Regions from separate parts of the Homo sapiens genome. Here regions 1, 2 and 4 are each linked to region 3. A link is a loop called in an ENCODE intact Hi-C map of the cell type or tissue named here. Cell type or tissue: MCF 10A. All regions are shown on one strand. Region 1 has its middle 56 kb from the start of B3GAT2. Region 2 has its middle 7.1 kb from the start of COL9A1. Region 3 overlaps FAM135A (family with sequence similarity 135 member A). Region 4 overlaps SMAP1 (small ArfGAP 1).

Region 1 (2,500 bases), 490 kb after region 3:
GATGGGGGAGTGAGGGTGGGTGGAATCTCACCACTGCCCCCTGAGAGGGAGTAACTGAATCAATAGCACTGTAGCTGTTTCCATCTGTCAGGGTGACATGCCAACTGGCTAATGCTGAATTATTGATACTCCTTCCCAAAGTGAGTTAACCAAACAATTCAAAATCAGTGAAAAGGGGGTGGTCGATTGCAAATGAGGTTAAGTCCATTTTGTCACAAGGACAGGAAGCTGATGGCTGCCTCCAAGCCAAATCTGCTTGATTTATGTTATTGCTGAGAGGTCTTCAGTGCCACAAAGGGAAAGAACACAATAGAACAACAAAATTAGCCTTTTTACAAAAGAGGATTCAGATCACTTTCCAAATGAGCCATATTTACTACTAGCTCCCCATCCCCCCAGCAGTAGAACTGGTATAGAAATAACCAGAAGGGAAGTTCTTTCATAGTTAAAAAAAAAAAAAAAAAAAGCCAAGGTTTCCTTGAAAAACTGGATTCCTCCATGAATTTGACCCTCAATCTTGACTGAAAGGTGATTACTGGAAACACAAAAGCTCACTGGCTAAATTCCTACTCTGATTTCTCTACCGGGTATTAGGATCCGTAGAGCAATTAATGAACCTGAGATATGACAACCCACTGATTTTACTGAGCAGTGTCTTGGGAGATCACAAAGCATTCTCTTATGTATTCAGTGTCATAAATTCTACCCTTTAGGGAGCACATTAATTGTTATGCACTGAGTAAACAGCTGCTTTATATTGTTTACAGAGGTGCCAGGAGGTGCTTGCCCTGAAATTGTGTATGCCCCAGGCTGCCAGGTGTAATAAATAAATGGGCAAGTTGTGAATTTCCATTCATTTAGATGGACTTTTTATTAAAGTGCCTGCCAAGACACATGCACAGACCAGAATGTTTAAAGAATTAACGTTCATAGATTTTAAACATTCCACAGCATTTCACCTGTCTACAGTTTTCAATCTTTCTCAAAGCCTAGTGAACTGTTACAAACACAGGTCTGTAGCACCATCTAGTGGACAGGAAGCAGGGGTAGTGCACAGATAACTGGCTATAAAATTTGAAAGCCAAATTTCGGGTATGGCCCAACCTTCTTGTTCATCGTAGGGTATCCCAGTCATATTCTGAGCAGAATGAAACATGAATTGGATGGCAGGAATGGGTGCTACAGTTTGGCTGAGGCATCCATTATTTGGGGAGGAAGCGGGGGTGGAGGCTGCAACCAGATGGAGCAGTGCATTGATCTGTGCATTTTGATCAGTGGAGAAATCAGTTATTAATCAACAAAGAACTATTGATTTCCCAGCACAGCTGCAGCCAGACAACAGCGTATCAGCTGTTACTATTAACAACCAGTGTTTTGGGAAGTTAACCACTAGCAACTCTGCCCTTGGCTTCAGTAAACAGATCATTAAATGATGGGAAGAACCTGAACTCTCCAGAGGGACAGCTAGAGGAGACTGAGGAATTTTAAACAAAACATGAAACTAATTTGCATTTTGTAGTTCAAAATGGAGCTAGTCATTAGCTCCTTTTAGACAAAAATAATGTGAAAACTGTATATTTATACTGTGTGCATTTTTTGGCTTAACTAAAAATTCAGTTATTAGGACCAATAAAAAAATCAATAATCAACAAATATTATCAACAGCCTACCTCGTACCAGGCACTCCTCTAGGGGAAACAGACATTAAATCCCTGCCTTTGTATTAATATTTAATAGTTGGCATCATGTGACATAGACATTATGGTGCTGCCACAAAGTGGAACCAAAGTTTCTCTAATTTTGTATAAACACACTTTAGAGTTACACTAAAATACCATTATGGCACGAGATATATTTCTCAAAAGAGAAACAATAACCAAATATATTCAGTTTAGCCATTAACATTTTTCTCTTATTTCACTTTAATGGGATTATCCTTATTGATAATGCTAAATATTTACTTGGGCCTTCAACAAGGGGTGTGTGTGTGTGTGTGTGTGTGTGTGTCTGTGTCTGTGAAATTGTCCTATAACCAGCAATTTCAGATGAATGAGTATAAAGTGCTTCAGGCACTTGGACTAAAGCTGGTTCCTAAAAGCTTGCTGCACAGGGTCCATTGTCAAAGGAAGAAAAACTGGTGTTGGAGGCTGCCTGCCATGCTGGGTTGATTATTGGGATTTCACACTCTGTTCTGTGGGGACAAGAACCATCCAACTCTGGAAGGATTGACATCTGGAGAATCTGGCAAGTTAGGGAAGGGACATGAGGAAAAACTATAGTTTAAAAAATTTTAATGTTATAGATAGGACTGTAAAAAGCCAGGAGTATGATAACAGGAGTTCTTCAATTTTAGGTAAAAAATTTATTTAAAAAATTTCCCAGCTTTAGTGAGGTATAATTGACAAATAAAACTTGTATATATTTACAATGTACAATGTAATGTTTTGAAATATGTGTATGTTGTGAAATGATTGATCAAGCTAATTCACATATATATTAT
Region 2 (2,500 bases), 210 kb before region 3:
TAAAGAAGAAGTATTTTTAAAACTAGCTTCCTAATGGTATTTAATTTTAAGCTTTATTCCATCTATCTTTACTTTAAAATAAAAGACCCAAGATGCCTAATGGCACCTACCAGTTGTGTGAGGATGCTGCAAATTAGTCACAGCTAGAGCCTGAAATTTATCACAGAAATCTCTGGCTGAGAGGCTGATTAACAATTAGAGTTGCTAAAACTAGGACTCCCACAGTTTTACATTGGGTTCAGTTTTACTGTAAAGAAATTTCACCATAATCAAAGCTCTATTTTTAATCTTCTTATTTTGGCCCAATACTTGTAATTGTAGCCTAATCATCTATAGCAAGCACATAGAGCCCATGGCCGTTTTTTCTCTGAAATCACTCACAAACAAATGTGTTCTCACCATAGAACATTAATACAAAAACAGGTCATTTAATGTAAAATTCCCCCACTCCTAAGCTTTTCAGCATATTACTTTTGCTCTCTCTAAAGTATGAGCATTTCCATCTCCCCAAGGAGGAGAAAAATCAATTCCCCTCCATAGCACACGTGCTTCCAGGAGCTGTTGCTGCATTTGCTGCCTTGTGAGTCTTAGGTCTACAGCAGCTGATTCATGTCCTAAGCCTCTTTTGCTCCCTTCAATGAAACACACTTATTGGCCCAATCAGTATGTTTCTTTACCTACTGTAAAGCCCTGAATCTTGTCTCATCAATAATACCTTCCCTTTCATAATGCTCTATGGTTTTCCAAGACCATTTCTTACCACAATTTCATGGCTTGTTAAAAACATACTCCTGGGCATTACCCCCAGAGGTTCTGGTTCAGGATATTGAAGATCAGTCTGAGAATTTGCATTTCTAGCAAGCTCCCAGGTGATGCCAATCTCCTGCTGATCCACTGAGAAGTGCTGCCCATATAGGTCATGTTTTCAACACCGTTAGGCTACCTCTCCTTTGTTACAATTGGCATTGACTTGTAGACTGTAAGTGTATGAGTATTTGTTTAATAAAATTTTAAAATAATTATCAGTTGAACCCATAACTCCTACTGAGAACTTTTGATCTCATGAAAGGAAATTGTATTGATTTCCTTACTAGACATTAATTAAGGAAATTTACATGGCAGAATGAAGTATAGAAACCTAAGCCTTCTCTTCTGCACTATTGTCCTTTAACAACCTACTACTACTAATAAAAGTGTGTACCTGAATTGCACGTTAACCTTTACCAATAAAATGTAAAAAGGTCATTGCTTCTCAAATACCTCGTTCTCTTTTATGAAATAAACTTTAAATATACCTTGTTTTAGGTTGCATCTATGAAGTTTCATATGCATTTACTAGCTTTCACATGCTGGGAAAATGTTTTCTCTGCACTAGGTGGCAGTATAATCCTGAAATTTGAAACCTAAGCTAAGGCATCAAAGACGAATTTGATTTCCAGTCTTCAAGTAGATAACTTTGATTTTAAGAAAATATTTCATTCTTGGTTATTTTCCATATGTATAAATTGAAGTATTGTAATTGACTTCTTTTTAGGGTTCCTCTCAAAAAAATGTGCAAATACAATGCACCCTGAGGTTCATGAGAGCCTACTGAAGGAGAAAGACACTAAACGAAAGATTAAAATTAACTCTGCCTTCATAGATGAGCCATCCACTCTGACCTCACTAACCACCACCAATTTCAGCCTTATAACTAAACAGAGCCAAACTCAAGGTTAAGAATGTGGGCTCTGGAACCAGATTGCTTAGGTTCAAATCTCAGCTCTACCACTTTCTAGCTGGGAGACCATGGAGAGGTAATTAACCTTTCTGACTCATCTTATTTATCTGTAAAAATGAGTAATGAAAGCACTTACCTTATAGGTATACTATAAGGATCAAACTAGAGCCAAAAACAGTACCTGGCACTCAATAAATTTTAGCTACAATTTTTCTTATAACTCACTCTCCTCTGCTTTCTTCTTTGATTCAACCCCAATCTGTCCAGTAAATGGTGGTTCATTTAGATCTTAGAAGAGTGTGGCTGTGCTAAATACTAAAAACTATCCTAGACAATATACAACTACTCAAAAAACCCATTATAGATAGCAAGGTAAATCAATTGAAAGCCCCCTTCTCCCTTCCATATGCACATCTTTGTCTGTTTGCTACACTTTTATGATTCTTCCTCCTGTAATACTGCCCTTGATAAGTCCTTCAAGCTCTTCTCATCAATAATACTTTCCCTCTCATAATACTATATGGTTTTTCAAGAACATTTCTCATCACAGTCTCATTTGTACCTCGCAACAATCCAGCAGGACAGATGTGACTCTCCTGTTTTCCTGGTGAAGAAACAGGTGAAGAGACCTGTATGAGTTCATGGTTATATGTGACAAATCTACTGACTGACTCCTGAACAGATACAAATAAAAGGCAACTCCAGTAATCACTGGTGAACCAGTCAAACAGCTATTTACAAAACACTGCATACAGGAGGACCGATGCCTACTGATTAGTC
Region 3 (2,500 bases):
GGCTGCAATCTCATTATCAAACTTGAATAGATGAAGAGTTGCTTCTTATGGATGAACAGAGAAAGTGGTTTCTTGAGATAGACTCTACTCCTGGTGAAGATGCTGCGAACATTGTTGAAATAACAAAAGATTTGGAATATTACATAAACTTAGTTGAAAAAGCAGTGGCGAGTCAAGAGGATTGACTCAATTTTGAAGTTCTACTCTGGGTAAAATGCTGTTAAACTGCATCACATGCTAAGGAGAAATCTTTTGTGAAAGGAAGAGTCAATTGATGCAGCAAACTTCATTGTTGTAATTTAAGAAATTGCCATAGCCACTGCAGCCACCCTGATCAGCAGCTATCAATATCAAGGCAAGACCTTCCAGCAGCAAAAGTAGCCGAAGGCTCAGATGATCATTAGCATTTTTAACAATAAAATATTTTTAAAGTATACACATTGGCTTTTTTAAAAAAGGTATAATGCTATTGCACACTTAAGAGACTACAGTATAGTGTAAACATAACTTTTATACACACTGGGAAACTGAAAAAATTCATGTGACTTGCTTTATTGCAATATTCACCTTATTGTGGTGGTCTGGACCCTAACCCATAATATTTCCAAGGCATGCCTATACTAAACATACTTTAGTATAGGTATGATATGATATATATGATAATAATTTAGTTGTGAATTTTATTTAATGTGCTCAGCTTTTAATGCACTAGTATTCCATATTATTAAAAATGCCAGGATATTGGAATATCCATTAAAAGACCTCAAGTATTAATTTTTTATTTATTTTGTGTGATCTTTTATAGGGGAATTCTAGGCTTTTTTTTTAAGGACGGATATTTCTTCATCACGTTCTCATCATTTCTTGTAACTGCCTGTGTACTTACCTCTGTAATTCATTTTTCTTTGTCTAATTTGCTCTTTTAATGTGGTGTGGATTGGGAAAGCAAATAACTGAAACCAAGTGCAATTGTATCAACTAGTAAGTATAAATCAGCTTTGTAATGAAACAATTTTATGATAATTTTGCTATGAGTTAGTGCAAGGACGTAAAAAACATTTGTTCAGTAAACATTTGCAAGGTGCTTATTTTTTTCAAGGTAGCATAGATATTAGATAATCTATCAGATATAGACCCTGCACTCAAGATTAGAATCTAATCTGAATGCACATGTATAGAATTGTAATATAAATACTGTGTTAGCAATTTGAACAGCATTATTAGAATGAACACAGATACAGGAGTATTTAACTCTGTGAAGCATTAACAAATACTTATTTTGAATGCTTGGCTGTCTTCCTCCTAGCTTTTGAATAAGTGATGTTGCCAAATAAGTTTTTTTTTAATTGGGCACACAAAATTCATTTTTTATAAATATCAAAAATGCATGCCAAAATACATACATATACAAAGCAGTAATATATATATTCCCCATATTTGAAATTTAAATTTGTAAATTAAAAATTTTTTTCTGTCAAACTTTTGCCTGAAAATTAGCTGTATTGCCATCAGGTGGCAGTCATACCTTAGTTATGGCCACACACTACAGTTAATACCCTTAGTTGTAATAGCTACAGCATGATAATTATGCTGAGAGTGAATTTAGAAAGAACTTCATTTGGGTGCATACAAGAAAGATTTCTGATAACAAGGAGTCTTAATGCAGAAAGGAAAAGGTAAGTGTTTGGAGCACAAGAACTGGAGTTTCTCAAATCTTCGTTTGAATCACAGGTTTATCGCCTACTAGCTATGTTATCTTGGCCAAATAATTAACCTCTTTGTGTCTTTGTTTCCTCACCTATTAAATGAAGATAATATCATCCTAGAGGTTTTTTTTTGTTTGTTTTTTCTTCATCATTCAATTTGACATTGAGTTTTTATGTGGTTTAAGTCAAAGAATTAGAATAAAGTTTTTAGTGTGGAGACTATGAGGTAGAGTACTGTCAAGAAATGATCATTATTGTAGGACTTAGAGAAGGTAGAGAGAGAAGGAAAAGCAGCTAGCGCCAGTTTCGTAGGTCCAGCTGCAACTGCAGGAATCCAGATAACTTAAAGATGCGTTTTTTTCATGCTTTATAGCCCCAAAGGAAATCATCTTAATAGCCAGACAGGCTGTTATTTTTCTCTCACCTTTCCTTTAATGTTGGAGAGGGGAAAAAAGCATTTGGACCACATATGAAAGTAAAGACACAGAATGCATCCTTCTCATTGATATCTTCTTTTCCCACTTCCCTCATTGACTTGTTTGTCTGAAGACCCAGGTTTATCTGCTTAGGGAAACAAGTTTAGTAAGTCAGAAATTCACCTGGCCGGATATTGATGACAAGTAAAATAGGTCTCTAATTTGTTGGACATTTAAAACCAAAGAATCCTAGATCTTACTTTGTTTAGAAAATAATTGTAGATGTAATATAATTTCTCCTCCCTGTACTGTCCAAATAAGACATCTTTTCTGGCTCCTGTTGCCTAATTTTGCTCCAGTAGCTGACAAAGCCTTTCC
Region 4 (2,500 bases), 170 kb after region 3:
TTTTTTTTTAACTTTTTATCTGCTGATTCACTAGAGTAGACATTAGTGAGAGATACACAGCAGAAACCCTACCCTACCTTGCCCTGAGGAGCCTTTACTTTAAAGAGGCAGGCCATAAACACAGAGTGTATTCTGGAAAGTGTAATGCAAGCTTTAGATGTTAAATAAATTCAGAGAAAGTAAAAATCACCAAGAATGGGGGCTGGGGAAGGTTTTTAATAAAAGAGGTAGTTCTTGAGGAAGAGTGAAATCAAACTTAAAGGAGAATGGCAAAGTTATTTCATGTAGGAATAACCAGGTAAACAGGTTTGTGCATATACTTAGTGGACATGCTTTGTACGTACCTTTCTGAAGACAGGTGTAAGTACTGGGCAGAAATGTCAGGGAGAAAATAGACAAAGGGACAATTGTTGATTTGGGAGTTATCGGCATAGAAGTGTTTCCTAAAGCCATATTACTCCATTCAACACTTGTCTAACCAGAGGGTCAATGATGAAGATTTTGTAGAGAGGCAATGGGATGAAGTAGAATCGTCCCATTCTTTGTGAAGGAAGACTGTAAGGAAAACCAGAACAGAGAAGCCTTGGGAGAAGAGGTTTTTTTAATTTTTTTATTATTTTATTTTATTTTTTTAACACAGAACCTCACTCTGTCACCCAGGCTGGAGTGTAGTGGCACCACAATGGCTCACTGCAGCCTCAAACACCTGGGCTCAAATGATCTTACCTCAGCCTCCCAGGTAGCTGGGACTACAGATGTATGCCACCATCAGAGGAACTAGAAAACGCCATTTGATTTTTGTATTTTTTTGGTAGACATTAAAACTATTTTCTAAGCTCTTATGAAAATTTCTGTGGTGAAGCTGAATCCAAATTGCCTCAGAGTCTGTTTTTTTTACCTGCTATGCAGTGCAGTAAGATTTAAGAAAGTGAATCTTTAGTATTTTTATGCTTTTCTTAGGCAGTCCTTTACCATTTTTAACACCTTTGCCACATTTCATTGCTTGTTTTGTTTTCTGTGTTTAGTTTACTTTTGAAACAAATACATATTTTCTCTTGGGATTCTGACAACTTATGTGGTCTGTGAAGAAAATTGTTTGGAATTTGTTTCGCAGCGGAAGGAATGTTATTAATATGGGTGTAAATGGCCCTTGAAATAAGGCTTAATGGAACTTTTGTCAGGGTTACTTTGTTTTGTTTGAGGAATTATAGTTAACTCTTGAATAAACTGATACAGTTGACAAAAATTGGTTTCTGGGAGACTTGTCAGTGTATTTTTGAAAAAACACACATTTCTTTTTTAGCACATTTGCTTTCTTATCTTACAGAAGTACAATTCTTTTTGTATAAATGAATATAATAGTGTCTTTTCAGTACAATTGGGCTTCTTAAATATTTGAATACAGTATATACGAAGTGGTGGTTTTATAACATATATCTGCCCTCTGCTGGTGAAAATGCGTTATTGCTGTGAATTTAACAGCTTTAGTAATTTCTTTGAATGTAATAATACTCTGTAATTTCAAAAGTTGTCATAAAACTAAACTTGGGAAAAAATACCCTTATCATTTGAAAGGAACATTCTCTTTGGGACAGTTCTGCACAATGAATTATTCTGCCCAAAATGCCAGTAGTGCCCTGTTTGAGAAATATTGACCTAATATACTGATGATGATGATTTTTACATTGTGGCTGTCTCTCTGTGTTTTTTTTAAGTTTTTCTGTAAGTTCTAGGTTTGTCCTGTCCAGTGTGGAAGTCACTAGCCATAAGGCTATTTAACCGAATTTAAACATTCACTTTCTTAATTCCAGTAGCCTCATTTCTAGGCTTAATAGCCACTGTGGCTAGGAGCTAATGTATTGGATAATGCAGATTATAGAATGTTTCCAGCATCATGGAAAGTACAGTTTGACAGTGCTGTTTTAATTTTTAAATTTTAAAAAATGAGGATTATCATTTTCATGAAGTAATCATTTTCTTAAATTTGTGATGAATTTCTTTGCCATGTATTCTTTTCACATTACAGCAGTTTCTCAAAAAACAATTCCAATTAACCAAGGGAAATATATTTAGTAGGATTTTAGGTTATTAAGATTTTATTGTACCATGTAATTTGCTGCAACTTATATATTTATTGCTGAATGATTATAGTACATTTTTCTCAATGTAGGGCATTGAGTATTTCTAGTATTTTGCTTCTCTGTTTTGAAGAGTAAAGTTAGGTTAAGAATAATGGTCATTTTTTTGCCGCCATTTAGTTGAGATAATAGCTTCTTTACTCTTTTGGTGCATGTTTGGGATGGAAGGAAAGCTATGAATCAAAACATACATAGAGAAACTATAATGTGTGAATCACAGTTGAATATATGTTGGATGATTAAAAAAATACATAGACACTTGACCCAGTTTCTCCTAATGGTAACATCTTGTAAAATTATAGACAAATGTCACAACCAAGATACTGATGTTGATACAACCCACCAATCTTACTGTGACTTCT

The links. Hi-C counts contacts between places; a loop is a spot of excess contacts. Peaks named below come from ENCODE experiments on the same cell type or tissue, not always from the same donor. Only the 100,000 strongest peaks of a DNase experiment are listed, where the experiment ranks them.
Region 1: a loop joins it to region 3, with 14 times the contacts of the local background. A loop is called at or near these places in 10 of 110 quality-filtered maps.
Region 2: it touches region 3 in a loop (5-fold over the local background); 5 of 110 quality-filtered maps call a loop at or near these places.
Region 4: a loop joins it to region 3, with 12 times the contacts of the local background. A loop is called at or near these places in 26 of 110 quality-filtered maps.

The regions. Positions count from the first base shown.
Region 1 is chr6:71,012,007-71,014,506 of GRCh38, forward strand. No RefSeq gene overlaps it. Among named protein-coding and RNA genes, the nearest start is that of B3GAT2, 56 kb to the left of the region's middle. In MCF 10A, CTCF peaks have their summits at 1,034 (motif pointing left) and 1,235; a DNase peak (open chromatin) is centred at 1,025.
Region 2 is chr6:70,308,890-70,311,389 of GRCh38, forward strand. No RefSeq gene overlaps it. Among named protein-coding and RNA genes, the nearest start is that of COL9A1, 7.1 kb to the left of the region's middle. In MCF 10A, a CTCF peak has its summit at 1,346 (motif pointing right); a DNase peak (open chromatin) is centred at 1,382.
Region 3 is chr6:70,519,260-70,521,759 of GRCh38, forward strand. All of the region lies in intron 12 of FAM135A (family with sequence similarity 135 member A), which reads left to right. Among named protein-coding and RNA genes, the nearest start is that of SDHAF4, 46 kb to the right of the region's middle. In MCF 10A, a CTCF peak has its summit at 1,510; no DNase peak of the experiment used is centred here.
Region 4 is chr6:70,685,291-70,687,790 of GRCh38, forward strand. All of the region lies in intron 1 of SMAP1 (small ArfGAP 1), which reads left to right. Among named protein-coding and RNA genes, the nearest start is that of SMAP1, 19 kb to the left of the region's middle. In MCF 10A, a CTCF peak has its summit at 1,462 (motif pointing left); no DNase peak of the experiment used is centred here.